Regions from separate parts of the Homo sapiens genome. Here region 1 is linked to region 2. A link is an interaction called in ENCODE POLR2A ChIA-PET data of the cell type or tissue named here. Cell type or tissue: PC-3. All regions are shown on one strand. Each heading gives the region's core, and the rest is flanking DNA. Links, peaks and the distances in the headings are about the cores only. Region 1 has its middle 120 kb from the start of CRIM1-DT. Region 2 holds the start of LOC124907753 (a long non-coding RNA gene).

Region 1 (16,702 bases), core at 6,375-10,374, 140 kb before region 2:
TGAAATTTCGCAATATGCTAGCATTACATTCAATCTTGCCTAATTGAGAAATGACTATTCCATATAAGTGATTTTTCTAGTTAATTGTCAGAAACTCCTAACAGAGTTTGCTTTCTTTGAAATCTTAACTACTTTTATGAGACCGCCCCTTAAATGTATTCCACTGGCTTATATTTGTGAGTAAATCTTAGTACATTATATTTAATACTATTTTCATGGTTTCAATTGAAAGTTACATATTTGCAGTGGGCCGAGTGGTGGCTCTGCAAAATTCATATTGTGAAGCCTTGACACCCAGTATCTCAGAATGTGAATGTAGTTGGAGATAAGGTCTTTGAAGAGATGATTGAACTGGGAGGAGTGGCTCACGCCTGTAATCCCAGCACTCTGGAAGGCTGAGGCTGATGGATCGCTGGAGTTCAGGAGTTTGAGACCAGCCTGGCCAACATGATGAAATCCCATCTCTACTAAAAATACAAAAATTAGCCAGGCACAGTGGTGTACACCTGTAGTCCCAGCTACTTAGAAGGCTAAAGCAGGAGAGTTGCTTGAGCCCAGGAGATGGAAGTTGCAGTGAGCTAAGTTTACACCATTGTACTCCAGCCTGGGCGACAGAGCCAGACCCTGTCTCGAAATAAATAAAAATAAAGAGACGACTGACTTAAAATGAGGCTGTTAGGGTGGGCCCTAACCCAAATTTATAAGAAGAAGAAATTTGGACACACAAAGAAACATCAGGCATGCATGCACACACAGAGGAAAGACCATGTCCTCACATGCAAAGCACATGTTCTCACATGTAAAGCACATGTTCTCACACAGCAAAGAATGTGGTCATCTGCAAGCCAAAAAGACAGGTTTCAGAAGAAATCAAAGCTGCCTACAGTTTGTTCTTTAACTTCTAGTCTCTAGGAATATGAGAAAATAAATTTCTGATGATTAAACCCTCAGTCTGTGGTCTTTTGTTATGGCAGCCTGAGCAAACTAATAAAATGTCTTAACTTCTGAAACCCGCAAATAATACCTTACATAACAAAGGAGTGAATAGTACTTTATATGGCAAAGAAGTGATAGAGTTAAAGATCTTAGCGGGGAGAACAGCAGATCCAGGATTACGTGAGTGAGCTCCAAATGCCATTACAAGTATCTTTATAAGTGAGCAACAGGTGGAGTTTAAAGACACACAGAAGAAAAGAGAGTGTGAAGAGATCTGTCAAAGAAAGCCCACAGCCATTAGAAGCTGGAAGAGGCAAGGAAGAGACTCTCCTCTAGAGGATCTGGGGGGAGCATGGTCCTGCCAACTTCTGGCTTCCAGACCAGTGAGAGAATAAATTTCTGTTTTTTTAAACCCTAAGTTTGTGGTTATTTGTTAATAACAGCCCTGGGAAACTAACACAACAGTATATTTGATTTTGATATAGTCATGTCCTCATGACTCTTAGCATATGGAGAATTTCTAATTGACTCCAGACTATACTGCAGTTATAATTGCACTGGAAGTATTTGCTCTTTTCTGACACTATCACTGATAAATATGTTATTTTTTATAATTCATTAATTCAAGACAAATTAATGCATCACAAATTATTTAGGAGTCAAAGTGCCTTATGACCTTTCCTTTCCTCAACTTTTCTAATCTATTTTTTCTGTAGATGTATTAAACACAAAGCTCCACATATTTAAAGTTTAAAACTAGATTTGCTTCAAATCAGTATTAGACAGCAAGGGGCACTCTATCTTCTATGTGGGGTAAAGTTTATGGCTTTGCAAGTATCGTTTTCCTTTTTTAACAGCATTTTGCTTAACTTTCAATGAGTTTGTTGTTATTTACCATATTTTTGAGGTTTTCAGAAGTCTGATCACTAGCTACTAACAGATTGGTGTCAATTTATCAAAAACATTTTCTAAACAAATATTGTTTTATGTCTTCACACAATGAAATTTTACCCTGCAAGTGTGCTATTTAATACCTTTATTGATTCTTTCAAACTCTGTTTAAAATCTTAAAAATCTAGAACAAACATTTTAATTCATTTAAGGCCAAGATCAGAGTTTGGATTGCCAATATAAAAGTAAAATTATGGTTGCTTCAGTATAATTGTAGCTAAACATAGAATTACAGGGCTCAATAAAGAAAAAGTTCATTTGGAAAACAATACAGTTTAAAATTTTTCTGTGATAAGTTAGTAACCAAGGACGATCAACCTCAATCTTATAAATATTTCATATGTAGCTACTTGATGCCATGTACACTGCTAAGAGCTGATAGGGATTTATAGATAAGTAAGACATCTTGCCTTCAAGGAGTTAATAGTCAAGAGAATGGTTTGCAGAGAGACTGATGTCAAATGAATGTGGTCTTGTAATTTCACACTTTGAGTCTTCACCAAATAGACCCCACAATTCTGAAAATATATCAGAGAAACAAAAAAATGATAAAAAGAAAAGAAAAAGATCAAAATAGTGTTCAAATATAAATGTATATCCCTACTCATATCTGTATCTATCTATTGGTGTCATGTGTGTGTGTGTGCGTGTGTGTGTGAGAGAGAGAGAGAGACAGAGAGAAAGAGAATCTCCAGATCTGCAGAGTTCCTGGACTAGAAGTTAGCAAAGGCAGCCATTTGCTTTGGATCTTAGTGAATGAAAGGAATAAAAGTGCTTCATGAATACAAGATCAATGTAAGCCTTACTGTTCAAAGCTGAGACTGGAATAAGACTCCAACACCTATGAAAGGAGCCTGAAAACCCCTGTACTTAAAACTACCTGGGACCATAATTTATGTAAACCTGTATATCTAAAGGAGACAGATCTGACCTCAAGGTCAAGAACAGGAACAAATTGTCATCTGGTTTGTTGACTGGATCTGCAATATTATCATTATCAGAACAGGACATGAAGTCAGTGAATTTGAAAACAGAAAATTAATACCAAAAATCAACAAAACAAAATATGATTCTTTGAAATGATCAATAAAATTGATACACCTCTAACCAGGTTAATTAAGATTAAAAAGAGAGATGACACAAATTGTCAATATCAGAAATGAAAGATGAACATCACTACAGATCCCAAGGACATTAAATGAATAATAAAGAAATATTATGAACAATTCTATGCCCACAAATCTTATAACCTAGATGAAATGGACCAATTTATTGAAAGACACAATCTGCCAAAACTCACAAAAGAAAAAATAAACAATTTAAATAGCCCAATATCTAGTAAAGAAATTGAATCAGTAAATAAAACCTTCCAAAACAGAAAGAACCAGACCTAGATAGGTTAACTGGTGAATTCTACCAAACATTTAAGGAAGAAATTAAACCAATTTTCTACAATCTCTTCCAGAAGATAGAAGCAGAGGGAATACTTTCTAACCTATTCTATGAGACCAGCATTAGCCTTATACCAAAGCTAGACAAAGATATTACAAGGAAAAAAACTACAGACTAAGATGTCTCATGAATATAGATGCAAATATCCTGAAAAAAAATTAGCAAATTGAAACCTATCATGTATAAAAAAGAATTATACAACATGACCAAATGGGATTTATCCCAGATATGCAATAGGGGTTCAATGTCCAAAATCAATTAATGTAATCCATAAAATGAACAGGCTAAGAAGAAAAGTCATTTAACCATATCAATAGATACAGGAAAAAGCACTGGACAAATTCAACACCCATTCATGATAAAATCTCTCAACAAACTAGGAAGAGAGAGGAACTTTCTCAACTGGACAAAAAATATCTTAAAAAATTTTTATAAAACCCTACATCTAACTTCATACTAAATAGTGAGAGACCTAACTCTTCCCACTATGGTCAGGAACAAGGCAAGGATGCCCCGTCTCACCACCAATTTTCAACATTGTACTGGAAGTCCTAGCCAATGTAATAAGACAAGAAGAGAAAACAAAAGATACATTGAATGGGAAGAAAAAAATAAAACCCTCTTTGTTTGCAGTGGCAAAATTGTCTACATAGAAAAATACAAAAGAATTCACGCACAAAAATCTGGACTAATACACAATTATAGCCAGGTTGCAGGATACAAGGTTGATGTACAGAAGCTGATCATTTTCCTATATACCAGCAACGAGCAAGTGGAATTTGAAATTAAAAACACAATGCCATTTACATAAGCCTAATAAAATACGTATAAAATCTATATTTGGAAAACTACAAAAGTCTAATGAAAGAAATTTTAAAACTAAACAGATGGAGAGACGTTTTGTATTTATGGATAAGAAGACTCAGCAGTGTCAAGATATCAGTTTTTCCCAAGTTTATCTACAGAGTCAATGCAACCCCAGTCAAAAATCCCAACAGTTATTTCATAACTGTTTTTTAAATCAGTTATTTCAAAACTGATTTAAAATTCTGTATACATAGACAAAAGACTCAGAATAGCTAACACTACATTGAAGAAGACCAAAGTCAGAAGACTGACACTACCAAACATCAAAATTTACTACAAAGCTACAGTAATCCAGACAATATGATATTAGTAAAAAAATAAATACATCAATGAAACCAAATGGAGAACCCAAAGACAGGCCCACATATAATCAACTGATCTTTGACAAAGAAGCAAAAGCAATACAATGGAGAAAAGATAATCTTTGTAGGCCAAGGCAAGAGGATCACCTGAGGTTAGGAGTTTGAGACCACCCTGGTCAACATGGTGAAACCCCATCTCTACTAAAAAATACAAAAATTAGCCAGTTGTGGTGGCCCGTGCCTGTAATCCCAGTTACTCGGGAGGCTGAGGCAGGAGAATTGTTTGAACCTGGGAGGCAGAGGTTACAGTGAGCTGAGATCATGCCACTGCACTCCAGCCTGGGTGACAGAGCGAGACTCCATCTCAAAAAAAAAAAAAAAAGATAATCTTTTTAACAAATGATACTGCAATAACTAAACACTCAATGAATGTAGACACAGACCTTAAATCCTTCACAGAAAGCTCAAAATTGATTATAAACCTAAATGTAAAACACAAAACTTTAAAACTCAACTACTAGAAGATAACATAGGAGAAAATCTAGATGTTATAGAATATGGCAATGACTTTTTAGATATAACACCAAAGGCACAATCCATGAACAAAACAATTGATAAGCTAGACTTCATTAAAATTGAAAACATCTGTTCTACAAAAGACATTATTAACAGAATGAGATGACAAGCCACAGACTAGAAGAAAATATTTGCCAAAATATTTATCCTTTACCTGATATAGAACTATTACCCAAAATATACAAAGAACATTTAAAACTCACCGATAAGAAAACAAAGTAACATGATTTTAAAATGGGCAATTGTGCATGGATTGCTTGAGCAATCATCTGTCTGCCTGGGTGAGAGTGAGACCCTGTCTCAAAAAAAAAGGTGGGGAGGCAAAACATCTGAACAGACACCTCACCAAAAAAAGACATACAGATGGCTAATAAGCATATGAAAACATGCTCAACTTCATTGATATTAGGGAACTGCAAATTAAAACAACAATGAGACACTACTATATACCTATTAAAGTGGCTAAAATCTGAAATACCAATACCACCAAATGCTGGTGAGGATATGCAGCAACAGGAACTCTCATCCATTGCTGGTGAAAATGCAAATTGTACAGCTACTTTGAAGACAGTTTAGCAGCTTCTTACAAAACTAGAGATACTCCACATCCTATGATCCAGCAATCATACTCCTTAGTATTTACACAAGGGAGTGGACAACTTGTGTTCACACAAAAGTGCATACACCAGTGTTTACAACAGCTTTATTCATAATTGCCCAAACTTGGAAGCAACCACGATATCTCTCAGTAGAAGAATGGATACAACACTGTGATATACACAGACAATGGCATTTTATTTACACTAGAAAGAAATGAACTATCGAGCCATGAAAAGACATGGAGAAACCTTAAATGCATATTACCAAGTGAATAAAGCCAATCTGAGAAGGATACATACTTCATGATTCCAACTATTTGACATTCTGGAAAAGGCAAAGCTATGGAGACACAAAAAGATCAGTTGTTGCCAGGGGTTAAGGGAGAGGGAGAGATGAATTGCAGAGCACAGGGGATTTCTAGGGCAGAGATACTACTCTGTATGATACTATAATGGTAAATACATATCATAATACATTTGTTAAAACCCATAGAAGGTATGACATCAAATGTAACTCCATTGTAAATTATGGACTGGTGGTGATAACGATAAATCAAGACAGATTCATTGATTATAACAAATGTACTATCGTTTAGGATATTAATGAGGAAGGTTATGCATGTGGAGGCAGGATGTATAAGTGGATCAAATGTCCATCAACAGATGAATGAATAAACAAAATGTGGTATATGTACAATGGATTATAATTCAGCCTTAAGAAGGAAGTTCTGACCACATGCAATAACATAGATGAACCTTGAGAAAATTCTATTAAGTTAAATAAGCTAGTCACGATAAGACAAAAACTATATGACTGCATTTATATGAAGTATCTAGAATAGTCAAATTCATAGAAACAGAAAGTTGAATTGTTGGTTGCCAGGGCCTACATAAAGCAATATATTAGTTTACTATGGCCGCCATAACAAAATACCAAAAATGGACTTGCTTAAACATCAGAATTTATTTTTTCACAGTTCTGGAGGCTAGAAGTCAAAGAATAAGGTGGCAGGTTTGCTTTCTGCTGAAGCCTCTTTTCTTGGCTTGCAGATGACTACCTTCTTGCTGTGTCCTCACATGGTCTTTTCTGTGTGTATGCATTCAACTCTGGTGTCTCTTTTTGAGTCCAATTTACCTCCTCTTATAAAGGACACCAGTCAAATTGGATTAAGGCCCACCCTAACAGCCTCATGTAAACATAATCATCTCTTTGAAGACCCTATTTCCAACTACAGTCACATTCTAAAATACAGGGGTTAGAACTTCAACATGTAAATTTTGGAGTGACTCAATTCATCCCATAATGGAGACATAGAAAGTGGCTGTTTAATAGGTATAGAATTTCAACTTTGCAAGATGAAAAAGTTCTGGAGATTGGTTGCAAAACAATTTAAATATATTTAACACTACTCACTGTACACTTAAAAATGGTTAACATGGTAAATTTTATGTGTATTTAACCACAATTAAAAATATTAAGTTTTCAAAAAGGTTAAAATATACCTGATTTAAAACAACGGAGGAAAGAACCAGGGAAACTGAAGTGAAATCGATAGAAATTGCTCATTCGTACAACAGAGAAAAAATTAACCTCAAATAAACAAACAAAACCCCAGAGCATTGGGGACCTATGGGATGAGATCCTAAAATCTAATGTTTTTATTTTTGGAGTCCAATAAGGAGAAAAGAAGGAGTCGAGATTTAAAAAAAAAAAAAAAAAGTGAAGCTAAAAATAATATTTAAAGGAAAAAGTTGTAGTGTTTGACAGCATGGTAGGGTGACTACAGTTAACAACAATATATTATATATTCAAAAATAACCAGAAGAGAATATTTAAAATGTTTCCAACACAATTAAATGATAAATATTCAAGGTGACAGATATACTAAATACCCTGACTTGATCATTACACATTATTTGCATATGATTTGTTTGCATTTACATATGATATTCTCTGTCAGATGCAAACATATCATATTCTGTGTCAGAATATCATATGTAAAAGATAAATATGTATAAATATTGTGTAGCAATAAAAAGCAAAAATGAAATGTTCACAAAATCCACAAATGTGTAAAAAGAATTATGCTCCATGACCAAGTTAGAGTTATTCCAGGTATGCAAAGCAGTTTCATCATTTGAATATCATTTTAATATATCATATCAGCAGGATAAAAAGAAAAAAACATATGGTCGTATCAGTGGATGCAGAAAGAGCATTTGACAAAATCCAATACCTATTGATGACAAAAACTCTCAGCAAACCAGAAGTAGAGAGGAATTTCCACACCTTGATAAAAAACATTTTCTTAAAAAAACTTACAGCTAATATCATACTTAATGGTGAAAGATTGAATGTTTTCTAAGATTAGAAACAGATCAAGGATGTCTACTCTCACTGCTCCTATTCAACATATTACTGAGATTTTTAGCCAGCACATAAGGAAAAAAAATGAAAAGAAAGAAAATAAAAAGTAAAAGGCATATAGATTAAAAAAGAAGAAATAAAAAGCCCTTTCTATTTGCAGATGATATGATTGCCTACATAGAAAATCTTAAGCAATCCATAAATAAATAAATAAATAAATAAATAAATAAATCCTCTTAGTACTAAGTGAGCTTAGCAAAGTTTCAGAATACAAAGTGAACACATAAAAATCAGTTGGGTTTTTGACAATGATATTAACAATGATAATGCGGAAACCAAAACTAAAAACACAATACCATTTTTAACTATTACAAATAAAATGAAATACTTGGATATAAATATTTTTAAAAAAGTACAGAATCTGCATGGTGAAAATCACAAAATGCTGATGAAAGTAATCAAAGAGCACCTAAATAAATGAAGAGACATTGTGTGGTTCATTGATTAGAAGACTCCACAAAGATATCAATTATTTCCAAATCAATCTGTAATTTTAATGTAATTTCTATTAAAATCCTAGCAGAGCTTTTGTACAATAGACAAGTTCATTTTAAATTTTATGTGGAAAGGCAAAAGACCTAGAATAGCTAAAAACAATTTTTCAAAACATAATTAAGTAGAAAGAATCACTCTACATGCTGTTAAGTTTGCTATATAGCTACGGTGCTTAAGACTGTATGGTATTGGCATATTGATAGACATTGCAATGAGATAAGAATAAGAAACCCAGAAATAGACCCACACAAATGTGCCTAACTGGTTTTTTAACAAAGGTTTAAAATTAATGCAACAAATGGTGCTAGAGCTTTTTAACATTCATTGCATAAAAAAAAAAGAACTACCGCCACCTAAACTTACATCTTACACAAAATCTAACTCAAAATGGTTTATGAACAGTCAACAATAATTCAATTAGAAAATGGGCAAAAGACTTGAACAGACATTTCACTGAAGAGAATATAAAGCTAACAAATAAGCACATAAGATTTTCAACTTCATTAGCCATCATTAGCAAAATGCTAATTAAAATTACAATGAGATGTCACGACACACCTATAAGAGTGACTAAAATAGAAAGTGTGATAGCACCAAATGATGGTGTGGCAGTAGAGACACTAGACCACTCATACTCATGGTGGAAACATAAAATGGTACGACATCAGAACATCTTAGAGTTCTGGTTTTCATAAACCCCTATCTGTTTCTGGTGACCAAGGATTTAATTTTCTTTCTTATGGGTTCAGATCAAAATTTAATTCTGCATTATCTTAGTCTTCCATTTTACAGGAACCACAAAAACTTGTTTGAATTTCCTAATACATACATACATACATATATACATATCAAGCAAAACTGTGTATATTTAAAAAATAAAGTTTTTTTTAAATTAAATACATCTATCTGCTTGTGTATACTCAAATGTACACACAAACACTTTATTTTTTTAAACGCATAGTTTTTCTGAAAATAAAGATTTTGCTTATTTTCATTTTGTTCTTTTCACCTTTCTAAATTTAAAATATAAAAATAAACTTCATTTTTAAAAATAAATAAATGTATTTGATATCAACATAACCTTCAAGAACTAAGATAATTCCTACATTTATCATCTTCATTTATCATCTTTTATTTAGCTTTTAAAAATAACAAAAATTTCAAAAATTTCTTTCCTACCTCTTTATTCCATTATTCAACATTATCCATATGTTAATTTTTCATTAATCAAAATAGGACTTGGATCATTTAAAGTCTACCTTTGAGTGTGTTACCAGTTCTATTAAACCAGTCATTTTCTAATCTCTTAAAATCTTTTCCAATTTTATGCCTCAAAAAGAGGTCATTATCTAAATTCTGGAAGGCACCTAGAGACGGAAATATTGGCCAAAATTAATTAAATGAGCCCACTGCAAGAAAGCTCTTTTGGTGCCTTATGGAAATTTTGAGTTGTATGTAATACTATTTTAAAAGCACAAATCAAATGGTAAAATTAGACTAAAGGGATACCATCATATCAATTTTTACGTTGTCCTTAGTTCTGCTATTTTGACTTCTGTCCTCTTACTGGTAGACTTTAAGACTTAAAAGCTCATTATAAAAGATTTCAATCCGTTTCCCTGACTTTAACACTCCCTAGAAGTGTGAATTTTTTTCCTTTTTATTCCTACTGTGAGGGTATAACAGTTATATTATTCCTAGTGAATTTTCCCATAGCATTCAATCTGAATCAATTGAGATAATAAATCTTTGTGCTACATCTGCACTCAAAACTAGACACTTAATTTTCAAGATACCATATTTTAATCAGTCATCAGGGGACTCTTACCTGTCTCCAGTCTGGCTGTTTCAGAGGTAATTGGCATTAACAGAGCACTGAGGTGATTCCCAATCTAATCTCAATGTTAGTGAATTAGTGTATCTAAAATTGTAGATATAAAATGACCCTGAGCATCTAACCTCAGAAGTGGTGGCCTGAGACCAAGTTCGAATATTCTTATGGAGGGAACACTTTATAGGCTTACCAAGGATGGAAACAAAACACAGTCCTTCACTTTTCATAGGAAGAATAACAAAAGGGTGATCCATATGCCCTACATAATTACTAATCCCAAACATCCATCCTCCATCATTGTCAGAATAGCCAATCAAAGAATAGCACCAGGTCAGTATTTTTCAGCTTTATTAATGTAAGTATATTCCTATCAGGAGCTGAATCCCTAGTAGAGAATTAGAAGGTCTTCCCTGAGATATCCATTGTGCCTATCACTAACACTGCAAATCCAGGGAGAAAACTCACAAGCTTGAGTTGGCTTTGCATTCTCTTCTATAGCAAAGTGGAAGCAAACCAATACTCTAAAGTGTGACACGGGTTAAATAAGGAAAGCTTCAAACCACCTAAATAATCAAGTTATTGCAAATGGGAAAATGTCTTTTGAAAACAAGATGATAAGCGCTAAGAATAGATTTACATTTATGAAGTGCTCAGTTAATATTTGTTAAGTTCAACTGATAGATTAAATTGATCCAGTGTCAGAATGTTAATAAAAATTTAAGAACCGGGGTGGAGAGGTGGAGGGCAGAAAAAGCCCTTAATTTGTAGTGCTGCAGATTTCTGTGATGAAAATACTTGCACCACGGTTAATGCTTCCAACATAACGTCTGAACAGGGAATTGGGAAGAGATGCTAACTAACAGCTCTCACTGGCTGGTTGTATGGCTGGTTCCAGTACTCCACTGTGAACAAGACAAAAAAAAGACACTCAAAAAATATGTCTTAAGTGCCTATTAGGTGCTGGGCTATACCTTCATCATCATGAGTAATTTAGGCACAAGAGATATGTTTCACTGACCTCTGCATATTCCTTCGCATTGTCAAATATGGTGCACATTACATAGTAGATGCTCAAAACACATCTGTGGACAGAAATGGTATATTTACTTTTCACTCACAGTGTTCTGCCTGGAGTTCTGTATGGCTCATTCGGGATTCACCCCAGAGTTCACCCAAACTTCAACCTACATTTTTTAACCCCTCTAACTACTAACTTTGATACCCAACCAATGTTTATATTTTCTCCTGGTCCTGCCAGCTTGTCAGTTAACCCAGCTCTTCTCAGTTTGCAGTCTAAGATTCCTCTGCTGGCTACGTGTTCACCGCTCTCCCCGGGTCTCGCCCTCGGTGGCTTCCAATCCTTCCCTTCCCTCCCATATACACCCCCAGACAGGCCCCACCCAGTCAGCTGCACAAGCAGGACTCACATACCTGGAACACTCTTGACATATCTTTCTGTTATTCTTCTTGATTTCTCAACTTGTCTTTGGGAATTTTGTGGGGGGACTAGTGAAATCCATCTCTCTTTTTTTTTTTTTTTTTTGGAGAGGCAGTCTCGCTCTATCGCCTAGGCTGGAGTGCAGCGGCACCATCTTGGCTCACTGCAACCTCCACCTCCCAGGTTCAAGCAATTCCCCTGCCTCAGCCCCCTGAGTAGCTGAAATTACAGGCACCCGCCATCATGTCTGGCTAATTTTTGTATTTTTAGTAGAGATGGGGTTTCACCATGTCAGCCAGGCTGGTCTCAAACTTCTGGCCTCAAGTGATCTGCCCACCTCGGCCTCCCAAAGTGCTGGGATTACAGGCGTGAGCCACCTTGCCCAGCCCTATCTGCCTATTCTTGATTCTGATGTCTGACCTTCTGTCTCATTCCCCAAGGGAACCACAGCTTCTTACTGAAGAACCTCTAAGCTTCTGTTACTGCTTATAGCTCCTCAGGTCCTTTTGCTCTTTACTTTGGCATTATGCTGGGTTACTCTTAAAATTCCTTTTAATTAGCTATGTTTGAATCTGATTTTATATGAATATTCCCTGAGGTGTGATGCTGATTGACTCTTTTTTTATGAACAAAATTAATAAAATGTCCACTGATAGGATTTGCCTGTAGTCATCCTCTTTCAAACTGGGCTTCAATCAAAGCTACGTATCTTCAAATAGCTGGGTTACTTCACAATGATTCTTTTTTTTTCTTTTAATTCAACCACTGTATCCCATTCTTTTCCAAAAATATGAAGAACAAGAATGTCTTATTTTATTCTGCAAATTAAATCCTAGAAAAAATTAGAAAACTTAAGTAAACCCAATAGGAGATACGAAAACTAAAGACTAAGAAAATGTGGAGGTATTATCAACTGTACTCAAGTTTTCACTCTAGCATTCCTCTGGAAGCTTCCTCTGCTTTCCCCAGCTAATTTCTGAAAGTGCTAGACTGCAGTGAAAAGGAGCCAGGCCCCGCTCTGGTGGAGCTTAGTGAAACTGGGACCGAGATCACATCCAAACTCCAAGCTCAGTTGATTCAAGCGGTGATGATAAAGCATTCAGGTCAAGACACCTGCTGATTTGGGAATCCTGGTCTTTGGGATCTGACAGGGTAGCATCTCTGGCAGCTCAAAGGCTAGTACAGTAGCCCTGAAAGTCTGGGTACAAGCTCAAGTTAGAAGTACAGGGATGAAGTGAAAACCTCAGGTTCAGCCTTAGAAAGTAGAAGGTAAAATTGGAGAATCAAGCCAATCATAGAGGGGAGTGCCTGAGGGTCTCAGAGATATTTTGTGCCTGAGTCTGATGTGATTAACACATAAAACCTATACATTTTTAATATATACAACTTGTTGAGTTTAGATATAAGTATACACCAGTGAAACTATCAACAAAGTTTCCTCCTGCCCTTTTTATTTTTTTAGTATTTGTATGTGTTTATGTGTGTTAAGAACACCTAGCATAAGATCTACCCTCTTAGCAAATTTTTAGTATACTGGCAGAGGCCTTTTCAACCACATCCTTGCAACTGGGTTCACACCTATTACCCATAAAGTCCTTGCAGAAACATGAATTCTTGAGGCCAAATGTATTAATATTATTCAACTTTAGAAATAATAATTTATCTTTATATTTTCATGTATGAATTTACTGTTTACCATTTATGAATCAGGTTATTATTTCTCTATGGGGGAGGCATACATGGAATGGCTGAGATATAATGAAATCTGACACTCAAAATAAATGTTAAAAATAAGAACTATTAGGAAATAACCTCAGTAAAATAAATGGTATGATAAAAGATCTTAGATCTTCTAAGTAGAATTTTTTAGGTTGTTGTTTTATGTTAAATAGTTGCAACTTTAGAAAAATCTATAAAATGTGAGGAGGAAAAGGTTTTAAATAGAATAATGTTAAAACTATTATATTTTAGTGAATTATATTTTGAGTCAAAATTTGGTATTTATAATGAGCTTCAAGAGTACACAATTTTTTTAAATGTATGCTGAGACAATATTTAAGCTAAAGAGGCAAATTTTGCCAAATGCATGTACAGAGATGAACAAGCAAATAAAGAGATCCCAACAAAAGGGCTCCATTTTATAGCATTACTAAACCTTCATTGATATTCCCCATTCCTGAAGTCGCAAAGTCCTTGATTTCTTCAGTACATTGTTTCATCATAAGACTATTACAAATATAGGGGTTTTAAAACTCTAGTTAGAAAATTATGAATTCTGGTTGTTAGCTATCTGTAGGCATCAAAATATACTTCCCAGAGGGCCAGCATTTTACAAACAGGCGTAGAGCCACAATAAATTAAAACTTAGAGTAAAAATCACCAGTCTTTTGAATTGTGGAAATTATAAAATAAAACTTTCCCACTCTGGAGATGGCATTGCCAACATGTGTTTTTAGTCATAAACATGTCACACTTTACTGTTTCACACCAATCTCCATAACCACACTCTTTCCTCATACAAGAGCAGAATCTGTCTGCCTGGCAGTTAGGTGCTGGTAAACAGTGTCAGAAAAGCAAGTCTTCCATTATTTAGTCATGAGAAAAGCATAAGGAGAGGTAGAACCAAGAACCAAATGTCAATGATATTGCCAATTCCTACTAAACCCTCTGAAATGGGCAACTAATCTGTATGTCCATTGTTCACTCCATGACAACTCCTTCAAGAAAATCCTACCAGGTGATCAGGCTTATCCCAGACAACCTCAGAGAAACTCAAGAAGCACCAAATGAACAAATCACCTGACCTCAAGAGAAACCACAATTTCCATGACCATCCTTGGCTCAAAGAGGAGAATTTGGTCCAATAAGTAGGGACATGGTATATTTACTAATGAGCTATTGTGTTTATTTTCAAATTCTTGGTCCATTTCTTCTACAGCACCTTGCTTATCCGCACCCTTTAGTCACTAAGGGCTAGCATCAGCAGCGGTAAGGCTGCAGCAAAAATTCTCAAATCTCAGTTGCACAGTGTGTTTCTTGAGCATATCATGGGTGACTGCCAGTTCCATTTATCCCCAACCCTGACTTTGGTTAGGAGGGTCTCCATTCTTAAAATAGTTCCCAAATGGCTCTGTACTACCATGCAATAGACATCAGCTCTGTCTCAGGAATTTTTCTTGTTTTCAATTTAACTTCTATGAGACATTATTTTAAAGCAATTCACATATTTTGGAACAGGTTTCACATTACCACTTTGTGAAAAAGTTAATGAGCTTTCATTGCTAAAAGTAATTTGGAGTCATTAGGTATCAAAAAAGGGCATGGTCCATTTATTCCAACCTGAATTTTTTTGTATCTTATTGACCCTCCTTCTAGTAAGCATTTGCTTTACTATCCACAGAGCAGGCATAATGAGCAAGTCCCCTTGCACTGACTTCACGCAATCTAATGTTAGGTAGGCGTGAGAAGCAGAAAGTACCTTTCAATTCCATTCAGCAAGAATCCACAGTATACTTACAATTTCCCTGAACTATGCTAAGCATTTTGAGACCTATAAAGCTGTAAAAAAGATTCTCTGACCTCGAGTTGCTTATAATCTTGTTGCAGTAACTCATAAATCCACTGGCAAATAACACAGGATGTCATAAATTATTAACGTAACCAAGAAATCCCTCCCATATGTGTGCACGTGCACACACACACACACACACACACACTTTACACTGTAGAATGCTGAAAGGATTCCAAGACTGTAAATTCCATCTTCCTTCTCTTCTTCCAAAAATGGCCCTATGCTTTCACAGTATGCTGGATTGTCAAGCCCTGAAGGAATAATGCTTAACATTCCAAAGAATTATCCCCACTTTTCCCTCACGTCGTTGGGCAGTTGGCATTTATCTTTATATATGGTGGTAAGGAGATGGAAACCAGAAATGGGATCCATATCACGGAATTCAAGAGAAAGGACTTTGAAAAATACAAAGAGCTATATGAGTATAAAAAACTGTTAGATGATTGTCTAAAGGCAAGAACAAAAAGACTACATTAACAGGATCATTTTCTTCTCAGAAAAAAATTGCAGGAGCGTCTACCCAAGCCTGTAATAGAAAATTGGCCTGTGGAGTTACAAGATTGGTTACAAGATTTGATATAAAATAATCTCACCTCACCTATCAATCATTCCATGTGAACTATATCCAGTATAAGCTATGCTTATACTAACTGGTTAAACAAAAGGATCAAACGTAATTGTCATTTGCTCTGTAACAGTGTTTTTCAATTAGATTATAATGGATGATCCTAGTATATATGAATAAAAAATTATCAACAAATTATTACATACATAACCGCACCATAGAACATTATATTTAAAGGCAAATTATTTGTTAAAAGAAAAATGGTATCCATGTAGACCACTCTCCGTGAGTGCTCAATGCAATAACTGCATCCATTACTACCCCAAGTTGAAGGGAATGAATGAAAAGACCACTATGCTGTAAATCGCTTAGAAGCAGAATTTAGTTAATTGAGAAATTATGTTCAGGCTAACCTATCCAGATAGCGTCATATCTATGTGGAGTAAGTTAATAGAAATTCCATGCTAGCTCCATGAATTGGTTCAATAACAGGAAAAAATACAGATGAGGAGGAAGAGAGAACTGGCAATGTGAAGTGACACGTTTCAAAAACAATTCCTTTGTACTTATTCAGAGCTCCAAATCCATCCATACACATCACGGGAAATGTGACGATGCCCATGCACTTATCATTAGATTCACTCTCCAAAATGTCAACTACCAGAAATTAAACTCTTCCTGTAGGCCA
Region 2 (16,702 bases), core at 5,948-9,947:
CTTCTATAGTTAGAAAAATTAAGCTCTTGGCTTTGTTTTGGAATAATGGGTTTCATTTTTCCTCTCAGAAGTCCTTAGGTAGACAGGGAGCCCTTAGATCCCAGAGAGGAACAAGCAGAGGGCCTATAACATTATGTTAACAGGGAATGGGAAGAGAAACCAACGAAGTAAACAAGGAAATAATTAGTTCCTCCCAAAAGTAAATATTGGCAAAACATGGAGAGACCAACTATTCACTGCACTTAAATAAATGACAGGACTCAGTGACCTTCACTTTGATTGCCAGGCTTATAGAATCTTCCCTGTTATTGAGGAGTCCTGTCACATAAAACACTTGGCAAAGGGCAGATGGATTGTGTATTATCAGAATGGCAAAAATAGCAAGTCTGGAGATATTTGTTGCCATTCACACATATTGTACACTGACCAGGAAAATCTCCAAGCAAGAGGTTGGCAGTAGGGTTGTAAGCAGTCAGATTAATATATGAAGAAAACTGAACAGTCCTTAATCTGTGTAGGCATTACATCCATTTGTAGGAGGTATTTGGTGACTTGGTACAGGTTTCTTTGTTTTGTGTGGTTTGTTGAAGATGCAATGACCGGGATGAATGAGTGAACAGCTGGGTGAGGCAGGGGATGGGCATTATGAAGTTGGGGGATATATTGTAGATGAAACAGATGACCCTAAGGAGGTAATGAGGGGGTGGACTAAAGAATGACGAATGGGAGAAGGGAAAATATTGAATTCATCTTAGCACAAGTATATCATCCTTTGAAGAATAATCCAAAACACATTCCAGACATTAATTGTGAAATTCCTGAAAAATGTGGGTGTGCTTAACATCTCCCAGGCTATGGTGCAAGCAGAGATGATAGTGTTGCTTTAGCCTGTAAATACAAGAGGGTAGGAGGTGGTAAAATGAGTGGAAGGGAAATACATTTAGTGAAGCGGGTTCCTGTAACACTGTGTTCCGTATGGCACGTTTGGTATCAGGATTTTGGAGACACCCCAGTAAAGCTCATTTAATTATTTGAGGGAGAAACAGTAGACTAGCCAAGCATGCATGAATAACACATTGAAAGCTTTCCTTCTCAGAGGTCTAATTCTGCAAAGCTGCATTTTCAAAGATCTGACTTGCCTTTGCATGGAAATCAGTCATTCATTCATTGGTCTTCTATGCTGTACAAGGCCTTCTGCTGGGGTGAGGGGGAAACTAGGGAGCCCGGGGACCTCTCCAACATATTCTTTGCTCTGTACACTTAATCAAGATAAGAAATAAAGACAGCAAGACTGCAAAAAGTCTATTATGTAGACTTGCAAAAAGTCTACATAATAATATAAATTCAAGCCAAGTAGAAGTGATTTTGCAAGTCTGTGTATGATTAATTGGCTAGTGAAATATATGGATAAAATTAGTTGTAGGAATTAAAGCATCTGAAGTGATCTCTTGAGGCTCTGGTGGCAAAGCAGAAAGGGGAATTTGAATTTGAACTAGGTTTAAAAGTGTGAGTAGTAGCCCTTTCTTTTGGCAGGGGAGGTGATCCTACCCATTCTCCTTAGAGCCTGTGCAATTGGTCTCAGTGTTTCTCAACATCTAAGAATGAAGCTGCATTCTTAATGCTTTAGTAGCTGTGCTTCAAAACGGCAAGTTTCCTTTTGAGAGTGATTTTCTCTTTGTTCTAGCTTGTTTCACTAGGCGGATAAGCGTGGGCAGTAAACTGGGAGGTGTCCCTTTATCAGCACCTCTCAGCTTCACCCACCCTGCTGCTTGCCCTGGGCAGTAGCCTGGTCACATCTTTGAAAACCTCTGTTTAGTCAAGACTTCCTAAGTCAAGACAGAGGAATGGTTGAATATACCTCTATGTAAGAATACCCTCAAGGTAAACACTAAACTCTTACGTGTTTTATCTTGGGCCCACATGAAAAAAGTAAATGTTTTTAAAGAACCTATTTTCCTTTGTTAGTTGCAAAGTGAACAGGTATCAATTCCTTACCTCCCTCCTCCAGTCCCAGTTAATTCCCCACATGAAAATACCTACATGTTGGTGGAAAAGTGTAATGTTCAAGAACTTGGGGCCGGCCGTGGTGTCTCATGCCTGTAATCCCAGCACTTTGTGGGGCTGAGGCAGATGGATCGCCTGAGGTCAGGAGTTCAAGACTAGTCTGGCCAACATGGTGAAACCTTGTCTCTACTAAGAATACAAAAAAATTAGCCAGGCTTGGTGGCAGGCCCCTGTAATCCCAGCTACTAGGGAGGCTGAGGTGGGAGAATTGCTTGAACCCAGGAAGCAGAGGCTGCAGTGAGCTGAAATCGCACCACTGCACTCCAGCCTGGGCGACAAAGCAAGACCCTGTCTCAAAAAAAAAAAAAAAAAAAGAACTTGGTTTCTGGGGTCAAATCTGCACTCTGCTTCTGTGTGTCTCAGTTTTCTCATCTGTGTAGTCAGGTTAATGATAGGGTTGCTATAAGGACTCAGTGCATCCCTAATGAGCAGTTAAAAGAATGACTGGCACATGGAACATGCTTACTAACAAGGCTACTAACCAGTATAAGTGAAACAATTTTACTTGGGCTCAGTCTCTTGTTCTCTTAATCCCCATCTACCTCAGTCATTGATGGTAAGCAGTTAAGGAGGTTGGGCTCTTAGAAAGGGAGCAAATTGTTACTGAATTCAGCAGTCGTCGCCGCCCCCCCCCCCCATGACTATCTTTTTATACCTTGTCTAAATGATTTCTACAAAGTTTGTATATTTTGAGTAATGTTTTAGGTCTGATATTATTTTGCATTGATTTGTAGGAATTATAAATGTAACCATTTATCTGTGAACAAATAATTAAAAATACTTAATTTGGGGAGGAGGCGGGAACCTAGATGTGCTATAATCAGCAGTGTGCACTTTGCTTCACATTATCTTCTGGGAGGAAATTTTGCTCCTAGCTCCTGAGTGTGCACACTGATGACCACTGCAGGATTTGGCCTGGCTTGAGCAAAGAAACAGCTCGACGCCATGGGGGCTATGGTTCCAACCTGCTGCTGCAGTTGGTATAAACTAGGCAAAACCAGAAGTCAGAGGATTATCCATTCCTCTTGTTCTTTTTCTAGCTCTACCTGTTCTTCTGCCATTCTTCTGCCTGAAAATATTCATGAGCATCGCCTATGGGTCTTGTCTCTGTGCTTTACAGTAGTGACATCACTTGTGTAAGCCAGTTTTTCTGTTAGTCGTCGGTACCTCCTAGGTTCGCTGTGGGGGTTAAGTGAGATAAAACTGTGCTTCTGAAATTTTAGTGTGCACACAAATCACCTAGGTATTTAAAATTGCAAGTCTGATTAAGTTAGTCTGGGGTGATGCCTGTGATTCTACATTTCTAACAAATTTCTGGCTGATGCCAGTGTCACAGGTGCCAGGACCACACTTTTAAGTAGCACAAAGCTAGTACCTATGTATACAGCATGTATCACAGAGTATGCATATTAAAAGACCTGATAAATGTTACCTGCTATTATAGTCATTATTTTTCAGCCAAAATAAATAAGATATGGTCCTTGTTTTCACACAGGCCATGATCTGATGGTAAACTGGAAAAGCAGACAATTCATTACAATCAGTTCAGTAAGCCATGAGATAACGGAAATGCCAAGCATGTCAGGAGCAAGTAAGAGGGAGTCTAACCCAAATCTGACCACCAGGAAAAGTTTAGTGGAGGATGCAGCAACAAGAAAGACCTGAGGGTCTCCTCTCCTCCCTCCTTTTTTCCTGCACTTCTTGTGCAGGATGTTTTAGGAAAAAGAAAATAGGGCTTGGGGCTAGACAAACCTGCATTGAAATCTTAAATCTGTTATTTTTTTAATCGTGAGATCAGCTTGTTTAGTTTCTCTGAGCTTCAGTTCCCTCATCTGTGAAACTGGAATATTAATAGCTTTCTATTAAGTAAATATTGTAGTGAGGATTAGAGATTTATATATATGATTACATAGATGTATATATAAGATTGTGTGTGTGTGTGTATAGTATGTATGTGTATATGCTAGTTTCTGGTACCAAATAGATTTTTTAAAATAATATTAATTTTAATTTCCATTCTATTTTCTATCCTTTCCCATTTTCCTCTTTGTTAGCTTTCTCTGTAAGTTTAAAAATTTACCTTGTGGGCACACATTTCCTCCAAACTTAACTAAATCTCTTCAAAGGGGTGGGAGTTTCGAGGGGGAATTCAAATGTCAGATGTTTGTCAAAGAGAAAAGAACCGTGAAGTACCGAGAACAGGGGGCTGGGAATACAGGGTCTATGCACCAAGGAAACATGCGTTGGTTTGATCCAGTGCAACTACAGTTCCCAGCGCCTTTGGCATTTCAGCAGAATGTGAACACTTGCTTGATTTTGTGGTTTGAGCCCCTACATCCAAAGAGCTATTTCAAATTAATATTTATTTAAAAATGGCCTTTTAATATTAATGGCATATGGTTTTATGACAGTGAATTAAATTTCCTTTTATTGTTAGAACTTTTTGAGGATTTCTGGACATCACTGGAGACGTTGGAGACCCCAAGGATATAGCCAGGCCAGGTTGATATATCTCACTGAGGTTACAGAAGGAAGCAGCGGCAAGCCTAGCCGATTCAGAGACCACTGCGGGCTTGGGAATGAGCAGGAGAGGGTGTGAGGGCCAGAGGCCATCTGTGTTGCTTTTCTCTCTCCCAGTCATTCTAGCCATCTTTGATGTGGACTAATAGTCGAGGTTGGCCATGGGTTTGCACTGTCTCTAGGGAGTCTTTGTGATATAGTGCGGGGTAGGAAGAACACCTAGAATCAAAATATCTAATGTTACTAGCTGTTTAGTTCTTAGTGTGGGTATGGTCCCATTTTAGGAGAACAGAACTATGAACTATGTTTGTGTTTTTTTTTTTTTTTTGAGACAGAGTCTCACTCTGTTGCCAGGCTGAAGTGCAGTGGCATGATCTCAGCTCACTGCAACCTCTGACTCCCTGGTTCAAGCGATTCTCCTGCCTCAGCCTCCTGAGTAGCTGGGATTACAGGCATGTGCCACCACGCCCAACTACTTTGTGTATTTTTAGTGGAGACCACGTTTCACCATGTTGGCCAGGATGGTCTCTCGACCTCGTGATCTGCCCACCTTGGCCTCCCAAAGTGCTGGGATTACAGGCGTGAGCCACCGCGCCCAGCCCAGAACTACATTTGCTTAACTGTGACTCTTTCCTTTGTACCTGAAAATAAGTATCATTTTTATCCAGTAAATATTGGCTGATAATTCATAAGGCAGATGCTTTAAATTGGCTATTGTAGAACAAGGAGAAAGAACTTGATGAAGAGAAAAATCCTTGGAATCAGTGGTTTACAACTTTTTTTTTCCTTCCTGATGATCAAACCGTATTATCGCATAGTAGAAATTGGATTTTCTTCCAGAAACTACTTTAGTACCTCTCATTTGTAGCACTTCTATCAAGAGTGCTGGTATTCGGACATGTAACCTACAAACAAAATCAGAAAGATGTCAAAATAACACCCTAATTCAGACTATCCTGAGAACATTTGTCTTCTGAATATTTAAGAAAAAAAAATAAGTGTTAATTATATTGTAGGGTGTTACCATTTTGTATTTCAAGTTCCTGAGAAGAGAATTTGAACAGTTTGCTATTTGGAAATTTTAGCAACCAGCTACCTTGCCTATGGAAAGATTAAAAAAAAAAGGAGAGGGAGTAGATGGTGGTCCATAGGCTGTAACTGGAAACTATGCCTGTCTTATTTAGCATTTCAAAACAAAAACCATAAACAAACATCTCAGATTCAAAACAGAAAGGAATTTCTGGCAGGGCAGAATGAAACCTGAGACTGCAGAGTCCCAGTCTACAAGAGGTAACTTATTTAGCTTCTTATCCAAAGGCCACAGCAAAACGTTTCACAGCTGTGATTAAACAAAAGGCATCTTTTGTTGGAGAATTGTGATACTTCTTTTTAAGACTGCGAAAGACCTGCCAAAATAAGGCAAAGCTACCTTGAGGATGTTTGACCTGAACTAGACTTTATGAAGTAGTTGGACCACTTCAGGCCTTATGGTGTGAGGAGTGTGGGATGCATAGGCTTGGACCTTTCTGTGTGTGTGTTTATAAGTCTGTAGAGACAGAATATTCCATCATGTTATCAAATGCAGATCTCGAAAACCTTTTCTCACTTCCCATATTTGGGAGCTTTGCTTTTTTTGAAAAGTATGGGCTTTTACAGTCTGAGTGAGGAAAAGGGATGGATTTTAGACAGTTTTGTCTGTGGAAGTCAAAGTAGAAGGATTTTTAAACAGTTGGAGACAGAATGGGTATACTGTGTGCTTTTCAGAACCACTGAGTTCCTATATTTCAGGCAGATTTTAAGAAAACTTATTACCACTACCTATCACATCAAAATGAAAGACCAAATAAATTTCTGTGTTTTAATCAAGACTGTGACTGTATTTGTGTATATCCTAGCTTGTTTCAGAAAGGGTTTGAGGCTGCCCAGAAAGGTGAATATTACAGAATTCTTGTATGTGATAACATGATAAAGGAGAAAAAAACAGCCATGGCTTTTGAATCCCCCTTCATCTCTTAATAGCCCAGTGACTTAAATAAAACCCTTCAACTTCCCTTGGCATGACTTTGCCTTAATTTGTCAAAAGGGAATTAAATAGTTACCTACCTCAAGACAGGGGAACTGAATCAGATGATATCTTAAGGTTCTACTGGTCATAAGATCTATGCTTTTATGACCTAGAAGTGATAGACAGGAGTCGAATATTACCTTGTGTTTGCAGAGCCAGGGAAGGAAAAAGTGATAGTGTCTACATGACTGCCAGGTGCTGTAGACAGAAGGGCTTAGAGGAAAAGATCAAGAGTTCCTCCATGGTTATGTTTATCAAGCGGCAGTGGAGACAGTAAAGCGTAGTATTGGGAAGTTAGTGACAGCTTTTAAATGCCTGAAGTCTTTTAAATCATATTCACCGTGGCTGAGTCTGGATTCAGGGTAGAACTCAAACCTCTCTTATGTGTTTGCTGCCTTCCCTTTCTCCATTTTCTTATGTACTTCATTAATTATTAAGACTATGAGGTAGGTAGGTGACAGAGACTGCAAAGGGAGAAGCTAGAGCGAAGACAGGCCAAAACTTGCCCAAATTCACATGCTCATTTCTGCCTCTGACACTAGGAGAGAGTTGAGTAATTGCTCTTCTTCCTAATACTGCAGGCAGCAGCCAAATTCTCCACATTCTTTTACCTTTGCTGCTGTTTTCACTTGCCAGGGAGTTTCCTTAAGGAGCAGACTGAATTTAAAGAAACATAGCAGTAATAGTGCATGAAAGGGGGTGTGGGGTCGCTGGCCAAACGTGGCATGTTGGTGCCTCACGTTGGGAGGATGAAAGGATGATTCCTGCAGAGGGACATGCTGCACACTGCGCAAGCTCCCTCACCTCTGTGTACAGCTGAGCCACTGACCAGGAAGCTCTTTGCTTGTATGTGAGACAGCAAATATTCACTAAATATGTTTCAAGTACAAGCCAACTGCGAAGCTTGGAAAGTTGTCCAGAAACTTCACCCTTCCTTTGCATGTTGTCCAGCGGCAGGACGTTGAGCAAGGTTAGGTAGTATGAACCTGCGGCTCTAAAACTTAAAGTAATAGGCATTATTCGAAAGAAAATGATGCCCAGCACGGCTTCCAGTGTATATTAGCAATCAGCTTGTTTGCCTTGTGGTTATTACATTTTTTGCCAAGAGCAGCCTTCCAGAATGAGGTACTAGTTAATTCCCATTGGGCATTTATTCATTAATAAGTCTGCTGAATGTGAAATATTCCATTTGGGAGTATGTCATATGAGAAAACTCAGTGGCTAATTATTACATAGCTCTCTTCCATGATTCTCACTTTCAGCGCAGTTACCTAAGCCACCATTTCCTAGGTATGTAAACTTAGATAATTTTTAGTTTTCTGTAATACTTTTTGCTTTTTGCTCCAGAAAATTTTTTTTCACTCCAATCTGTGAAATTGTTAAAAGTTTACTAATAACTGGATAAACATTTTATGTTGTACTATGGCTTGCTCTTTCTTTCCATTTTAAAAAGATAATATCAAAAGTTAAATCCTGTTCCAGATCTTACCGTCTCTCTTCCAGGCTAGATTTCTGGGATGGGGTGGTGTTAATTTACTAACCTGAGCTTTTGCCCAATCTAGGGTCTCCTTTACTCTTTTCTGGTGTATAAATAGGTCTTTATTTGCTTTTCTTCCAGGTTGGTTGGTGCATATTAGCTTAAGAACTTTTAAACCTCTGCGGCAGTAATGAGAATCTGCATGCCAAGGGCCCAGCATTTCTCTACAAAGCAGCCCATGAGTGCATGTGTGTTTGCTGTAGTGAAGGGTCTATGTTAGAAGGTGAGTTAGAGACCCCACTTGCCCACATCTGTGTGCTGTGGTTTGGCCCTCCTCCTCTGGTGAATCCCTACCACAGCCCAGTGCCTGCTGGATCTCAAGTGTCCTGAAAGCCATTGGAAAGATGCTTTCCAGCAGTCTTAACATTTGCCTCCATGTTCTTTCCAGCAAGGATGAGTGCACACAGCTTTCCAGCTACTGGGCAACCCAGCCATTGACAGAAGGTGGTGCAAGAGTCAATTCCTCTGTGAGGATCCCTTCCAATAACAGTGTCTGCATTAACGACAAAAAGTTCTGTAAAAATGTTTGCAGGGGGAGCTTTTGACCTGCAAACATTTCTACAGAACTTTTTGCCATATAGGAACATATGAAATGTTATATGTAATATAGGTCAGAAATGTTGCCATATAGGAACATTCGAGAAGATGATAAATGTGAGGAAAGTGATAAAAGTTTATACAACAAGGATCTGTACAAGATTGTGGTAGATTTGCTGGCCTAAAAAGATGTACTCAGGGTAGTGAACTATTTCTGTAGCATCAGCCACTGGGCCCCTGAGTGGGAATACTCTTTGAGAGACAGGAAGCTAATTCCTTCTTTGAATGTGTAGTTAACTTTGTGCCATTGGATGTAGGGTGTGCACGTGCATGTGTATTTTTTCAGTTGCTGAGGGCACAACACAGACAAAGAATACCGTGCATTGTATTATGGATGTGCTGGAAACAACGCCCCAGCTTGAAGCAAGTTGACTGTAGTATCTACTCTGTAGATCAGCAAACTGAAAATGACTTCTTAATAAAAGGTCGCACATTGTTTTACTTACTGCATTTGAAAAAACAGTTCTAATTAAGATGCTTTGGGTTTTAAACTGCCTGTTAATTGGGATATCTATAAGTGGGCAAGTAGAGCTTCTGAATATTGCTGACTTATTTCTTAGTGATTGGGACAAAAGCTTTTTTTTTTTTTTTTTAAATAGTATGCCATCATTAAACAGTTTTTGACCTTACGCAGAAACTTTAAATGTGACAGCAGAAAGAAGCAGCAGAAATTTACAGTGAGAAATGGAAGACCTCTGTAGGTAAATAAGTAAAATGAAAGAAGCCAGAGGTGTTTTTTGTTGGCAGTAGATGAAATTATTTTCAAACACTGCCCTGGGAAAAGGTGAGCCCTCAGCAACCAAGTTTATTGACTGTCTATTCAGGAAATTGTATTAGTTGCTTTGGAAAGAGAAAGGAAAAAGAAAAGACTTTCTGCCAACTGAGGGCTGGAAAACTTGAGGGAGATAAAGTATTTACATGCTTTAATAACATAAAGCATGTCCAAAAGAAATACATAATTACAGCTATGTTTGGCACTGAAAATAATCCAGGTTATTATATTTTTAAAATTGTGTGTGAATATGTAAGTGAATGCCCTTGAGTCAGAAATGCTTGAGTGATAATATTTCTTGAGAGAATGGAAAAGTAGATGGTATTAGGAGCTAAAAAGAGAGAGAAGGGATAAAGGATGACCACTAGTTAAGAAGGAACAGTGAACTTTTTTTCTTTAGAGGGGACATATTTCATATGCATAGTTATTCCCCCTCTACTTCTAATCTTAGTATAATAAGCATTTAACTTCCCATAGGACCTTAGCAGTCTGCATGTTATTACTAAAAGCCCACAGGTAAGGGAAAATTAGACCCCTAAATTAAAGACCTGACCATCTTGCTCCTGAAGTTTTAGGTTTTCCAACTTTATTTCCAGTGTATCTTGGACAAAGACCCTTTGAGAGCTCAGAAAATTAGGAGATGTGGTCAACACATTCTTCTTAATATCTAGTGCAACCAAAGACTTGGCCAGCAACTAAGGCCAGCAACTGGAAAATGGGTGTGGTGTCAGGTTTCAGACGCCCCCATAGTTGTCTTCACGTCCTTTAATATGTGTTGGCATCCCTCAAGCCCTGCCAGTTTATGCTCTTTCCTTTGTGAAGCCTTCCTGCCCTGCCCAGGAAAAAGTAATGCCATCCCCCATCCCCCATCCCCCAGTGACCATAAATAGCACTTTCTCCTTCCCCTGTTATAGCACTTTTCATACTGTGTTAGAGTTCACATTTCTGTCTCTCTGCCTCATTGTGATCTATTTGAGTGCCAGGATTGTGTGTTATTCTAGCGCTTGGCACACAGGAAGAACTCAATGAGCATTTGTTGACTAAATCTAGACTCAAGGTCATCCAAGATATTATACAAAAACTTTTTCATCGAACCATTTGGTCTGCATTGTGGAAACTGAAACGAATGGCACTCCCCGTTAAGAGAATCCCAGTGAGAAGCCATAGCATTGCAGGAGGAAGCTCAAACTGGTTAACTTTGCTCATGCCGATCAGTCTTAGAATTTTTTGTAATGTTTCCATGATGAATTAGTTTCAGCTGTATTTTTTTGGCAAATATTTAAAGATAATTTTTATTTGTGTGGACTTTTCTTCTTGTCAGTTTGTCATAAAGGTGTCATCTTTCATTCACTAACCCCTTATCAGCTTATAGGAATTTTCCTCGTGGGTGGTTGCTTGTAACCTTCTCTTGACTGCCAGGGATCTGATATACTAAACGGTTGAGATACTGTGGTGATCAGCTGCTTGTAAACAATAACTGATAAATCGGTTATAAATTATCAACACACTTCAGATGACCATATCATCATGACTTGGTGATAGCAAAATAGACTTCTGAATTCTCAGCTAATCCAGGATTGTGTCTTAACAAACATTTATGTTGATTAATCAGGAGGGTGTTTAGTTTAAGAAACATGTACTGAATGTTCAATATGTGAGTGCCAAGTGCAGTGTGGTGCAACCTGTTTACTGCTTCAGGTGATCTCCAGATATCCTAAGGAATTTTTAACTGTACAGCTTCTTTGGGGAAGGAAATCCTAAGCCAACAACCTGAGGGTGGAAGTGTGTGACTGGGAATAATTAAAATGCCTCACAATGGTTCGAGCAGGAATTCCATAGGAATGCACTTTAAGGCATTTAGGAAAGCAAAATTCCGTTTGGATTTACTCCAAACCCTATGACTTCAGAGACAGGAATTTTTGATGATTAGTGGCTGGAGCCCCAACTTGTTATTTAGTAATTCCACATTCAGTGTGGAATTGTTTTTTCTGTAGCACTAGTTATAAGTTCTTTGTTTGTTTTTCTAAAGGTTTTAAGGAGGTTTACAAATTAAGATGGAATAAGACATTAGAAACTTAAGGATACATAGCAAATTAAAACCTTGATACATTTGGTGCTAAGCTTTTCAGCTGCTAAAGATAGAGAGTTTTGGCCAAGATAAAGTATATAGAGTCAAAGACACATGCAGAATTCTCCTGGATATAAGTTCAGGTACCTGTGCCATTTTATCACTTTAGTCAATGTGCCCATTTTCTTAGGGCAGGTTTAATTTTCTGCTGCGGCATGGCCCTTCAGCTTTCCCAAGTTTACGATGCTCATCTCATACCTGATGGAAATTGTTGATAATGTTAGTGTATGGTTGGTGGCTTTCCCAGTAGCCCACTTCAGATCCTTTTATTGGTCATCACCAGTTACAAAAGTTTTAGGAAAGGGAAGGAGAGAAGCTGGAACTGATGGCTAAGTAAAGTTATAGCTGTAGAGCTCTGGTTGTCCATAATGAACAGTGGCAATGAACAGTGAAGATTTAAGCAAGGTTATTTTTTGAGGGTCCACTGATGATTTTCCTATAACTCGTTAAAAATATTTTTAAAACTTTTATATGGCTTCATATAAAAAAAGCTTAAAAATCTGTTCCCAGACTTCCTAGGCAGGTATGTTTTCTTTTCAGTGTTGCCTTCTCTAAGACTTTATCAGCAGAAGGAGTATTTGAGCTGATGGCAAATGCTGCCAAAATGAGAAGTGTGTGTGTTTCTCAAAACTCATGATCCCACAGTTAAATCGAGGGTGTGGGTAAAGGACCCAGAACTGTTCTTGCTGATGGAATAGCACACTTTTCCTCAGACATTAGTAGAGTAAATGAATGGAGGCAGAGGATTGGGAAACACTCTTGAAGGAGGGAGTGCCCATCAGCCTGTAAGCCAAAGTAAACAGTTCTTGTAACTGAAAAATAGACTTCCTGGAAGGAGAGAACCAGAGAAGTGGGTGTGAAGTGCAACCAGCAAGTACCATTTTCAGTGATACAGACAGCTGGCTTAACCTGAGTCCTGACAAGAACCTCTCAGAGCTATTTGGGGAAATCAGTTGCTTGAACCAGCCTTTGACTGGCCTATCGTTCCTACAGCTGTACCCAAAGATGGCACTTGGGGAGAAAAGGTCACATTTGTTTGTGATAGAGAAAGCAAACCGATGGGGCATTTTGAGAGGTAGAAATGAAGTCATCATTTGCGGAGCCGGTGGACCAGCAGAATGGCCGTGGGAAGGTATCCCTGAACCTGTATGTGTGGAAATGCAGGCATTCTCTGTCAGTCTTTTGTCACAGTGAGAAAATGTCATTACAGTGGACAGCTATGCACACGTTGGAGATTATGTGATGTGTGCATGTGCATCCATGTGTACAACATACACCCATGCAAAAATTGCTCACAGGGTCATGTGCGTGTCCTGGTAGTCTGTTATGTCCATTCTTCTGTAATAGGAGTATGTTTTTCAAACTGAAGCTGTTAGGTTCTGTTAATTCCAACAGAACAAAAAAAAATCTGCCTCTGGCCATCATTCGTTAATTTACATAGATTAGATACATGTAGTCTGTCTCCTAAGTGGCTTACATAAAGCCGTGGGCGTCTTTTCCTGTGTCTCCTCTTCGGCAGTTCCTAAGGCACCTACCAGGTTTATAGTTGCTGATGTCCTACCCATACTATGTGTCAAGAAAGGTAGACTCAAAAAGGATTGATGCAGATATTCCTTAGAAGTTTTCATGCCCAAAGATTCTTGGACCTTAGTTGCATGAGGGAAGAGGCCTTGCCTCGTGAAAGGAGACCGAAGCCCCTTATTAAAGGGGTCACTCAGAAAAAGGTGTTATCTAAATTCCCTCTTTGTAGTTTTATTTCTTCAATGTATTCCCCATCACTAGCTGTGTGTGCTGGAGCCAAATGTTGGGCCCACTGCCATCTTTTAAAGAATGCTACTGTAAAGGGATAACTTTACTAGACAGTTTGGGAAATAGAAGAAACAATTATCTAAAATGCTCTTGTTCCAAACACAAAAACTAGCTTCATGTTTTTGTGTATAACCCTGCCTAGTCTTACTCTGTAGACATCCTTCCCCCCACACCCATCGTGTATGTTTTTTATCCCCATCTAACATTATATCAAATACATTGTCCTATGTTGCTACCTTGTCTTCATTATTATGATTTGTCAAGCAATTGGGTTGTACTGACTGCAGTGTTACTCCTCATTTCCTTTCCCCCTTTCTTTTCCATACTACTTAAAAAGCAAGAAAGGAAAAAAAATTCTATTTAAGAGAAAATCCTATGTAGTCGTAATGGAATTTATTTTCCTGAGTGCCTGGGCGTGCTCCAAACAGATAGCTGTGATTGTGTCATCTCTTCTTACTAAGCATCTGACCACTCACTACCTGTGCATCTGATCCCTAGGCTCATGGCATGAGGGCTGTGGCTCTTGATGTTTTTTTTTTTGATGTGCTTAGTATCACCAGAACTGTATTGACTCTAAGAGTATGGAAGCTTTGTAAAGTTAACTAACGATTTGTAGGTTTTGTGCAAATAGCCAGCTCTCCAGGTAGAGACATTTTAATTCTGTTGCTTTTTTTTTTTGTAGCATATTATTATATTGCAGATGTTTACTTAGTATGAAAAATGGATATAATTAAGTTCTAAATGGGTACTAGATATTAACTTCAAAATGAATTTGCAACTTGTATGCTTTGCATATGCCGTATGCTTTGCATATGCCATATGCTGTTGTTTCCAAGGATGTAAAGCAGTTTTCCACTTCCACCATCTTATAAATTAAAACCAGAGGGCTAGACGTTATCCAGCAAGGGACCTACAAAATTCGAAAAAAAACTTCGGATCATTATCAGGATTAAGTTTGTTGAAATTGTATCAGGAAAATAGACTTTTCCTTGTATTATTATTGACTCATATAATGCAACTCATACTGGTTTCATATTCAGAAGGTATATAGCACCTGTTGTAATATTTCAGGTTGATTTCTGCAATCTTTATTTAAAAATACAAATCCGCAAAGCAAATTGCATAAACGGTATACAAAATGAAATCACCAGGCTTCAAATATATTTTATGTAAATGTTAAGTGCTCTTTAGATTAGCAAAAGGAAGACAAACATTTTGATTACCTCTTTAATACTAAATTTTTGTTTCTGAATTATAAATCTTTGAAGATATAATTAGTGTAAGATATATACCAATCAACATAGTCCAGAAAACCCTGAACCTGGCTGCTTATTAGTTGGAAAGAGTACCTATTTAGACTTTCTAAGCCACAGTATGTGGCTAAGTGATTAATATGCACTATTACACTTTCACAAATACTTTTTGGACCAACATATTGACTTAAGGGAGCATACTTTGTACTAAAAAACTAATTTGAAGGTGAAATCACAGCAAATTTAACAGTTCAACCTTGTGTATTTGTAGAGTTTTAGTTGGATCATAGGATAATGACATTAGCTAAAGTCAGCAAGCATGTAAAATAAACATTTTGAAGTTTAATAGTCATTTATGTTCTACAATAATAAATATTTGGCACCCACCATAACCACCACTACCAAAATATGTATGCTGAAATTGTGTCTCCAGGATGAATAAAGAGGTGTAAGGCAAGCTGACACCCATTAGAAAAAAAGGTTTAGAAAGGGAGAGAGGGCCTGGACTTCCCTAAGCTTAACCCCAACATAGGGCCTGTAGCTCCTGTTGGAACCAATTTATAAAACTTCAAGGTGGGAATCAATAGATTGTTTCCAGTGTTATATAGTTCCTCTTTAATCAGTTGATCTTCAACCAAAGCTTCAAGTGGTTTTTGTTTTTATTTATTGCCAAAAGCTTCTTAACCAATGTGATTATAAATGTTTAAATTCATTTACAGTGAAATGGATTTGTATCTTCCTTGCTCTACAGTAGATAGTGAAGCCTCCGTGACCTGTGTAAGCTGCAGGTTGAGGAGAATGTTTAAACAGTAGGCGAGCGTTCATACAGTGTCCCTGGACTGCATTTCCTTGCTTACAGAGCCTTGGAGCTGGGCCAACTCGCATGAGCGGGAGGAGGAGAGGCTCAGTTTTGAGAGCCCTGGGTTTATTTCTGGCTGTGGGGATACGAGAATGTGGGAGAAGGTGTAAACATAGTTTGAGGGAGGTCGTAGACTTGGAGGTTCTTGCCAGGGGTAAATGCTGGCTGGATTTGTTTATGGATGGATTTGATTATAGCTGCTTCACGCTTTTACCTCTGGAGTTGGTGCTTCCAAGGGGTGATGCTCATTGTCTGGATCTCCTTTAGTGGGCATCTCAGAATTCTTTGCTGCACCAACCACAGCATTTCTTTTCCCTTTCTTTTGGTATTTGTATTCAAATGCCTGACTTCCTGACCTGCTGTGAGGGTTTTTAAAAATAATGAACACCAAGCTTCTTGGGAAAAGACAGGTATGTAAATACTGCAAGCTTATAGCATTTGGGGGATGGAGTTGTGGGATTTTGGAGTTTGTGACCCCCATGTGTCTGTGTATCACTCTCTCTAATGTAGAGAGACAGAGCAGCAGTTCCTGAGCTCTGTCTTTTGTCTCTTCATGGGTTGGTCACTGATTTCCCCTTTCAGGGTCTGAATCCCTTTCCCTTGCCTCCCCCCATGTGGGTTCCGGAAGGCCCACATCCAACAGCTGCCCTTGGTCAACCCCCAGCCCTGCACACAGGTGTTTTCTGCTGTTCAGAGCTCAGGGGCGCTGTCCAGCCAGCTGATGACAGCTCACTGGTGGCGCTGGTCTCACTCCAGTGCTGGCTCTGCCCTCTTGGCCCTGTTGCTTCCTCCTTGGAGGATTAGTCACCCCAGTCTTGGGGCATTTTACCCACCTGTATGACTAGCACACATTGCATCCACTTGCCAAGGAGTGTTAGGGATACAGTCTCAAGAAAACCTGCCCAGTAGAAATGACTTCCTCTGGAGAAATTTAGATGATAAATTCCATAGGGAGAAATCATGTTTTATTAATGAGAAACAAAATCGTGCACTAGTGGGAGTTCAGGCTCAGAAGCCAGTGCATAGTCCAGCCTGGCGACCTGGCATGGTGTGTTACCCTGGCCAAAGCTCCCCAACCTCTGTTCATGATTTCCCTCT

The links. Peaks named below come from ENCODE experiments on the same cell type or tissue, not always from the same donor. Only the 100,000 strongest peaks of a DNase experiment are listed, where the experiment ranks them.
Region 1: POLR2A ChIA-PET joins it to region 2 with 7 read pairs; 3 of 35 experiments call an interaction of 5 or more read pairs at or near these places.

The regions. Positions count from the first base shown.
Region 1 is chr2:36,222,664-36,239,365 of GRCh38, forward strand. No RefSeq gene overlaps it. Among named protein-coding and RNA genes, the nearest start is that of CRIM1-DT, 120 kb to the right of the region's middle. In PC-3, for the core only: no CTCF peak of the experiment used is centred there; no DNase peak of the experiment used is centred there; H3K27me3 peaks cover 815 bases.
Region 2 is chr2:36,360,841-36,377,542 of GRCh38, forward strand. All of the region lies in intron 1 of CRIM1 (cysteine rich transmembrane BMP regulator 1), which reads left to right. LOC124907753 (a long non-coding RNA gene) reads left to right here and starts at 9,378. Exons shown (of 2, transcript XR_007086281.1): 1 at 9,378-16,702. RefSeq lists a silencer at 7,146-7,440 and an enhancer at 7,334-7,987. In PC-3, for the core only: no CTCF peak of the experiment used is centred there; no DNase peak of the experiment used is centred there; H3K4me3 peaks cover 552 bases; H3K27ac peaks cover 767 bases.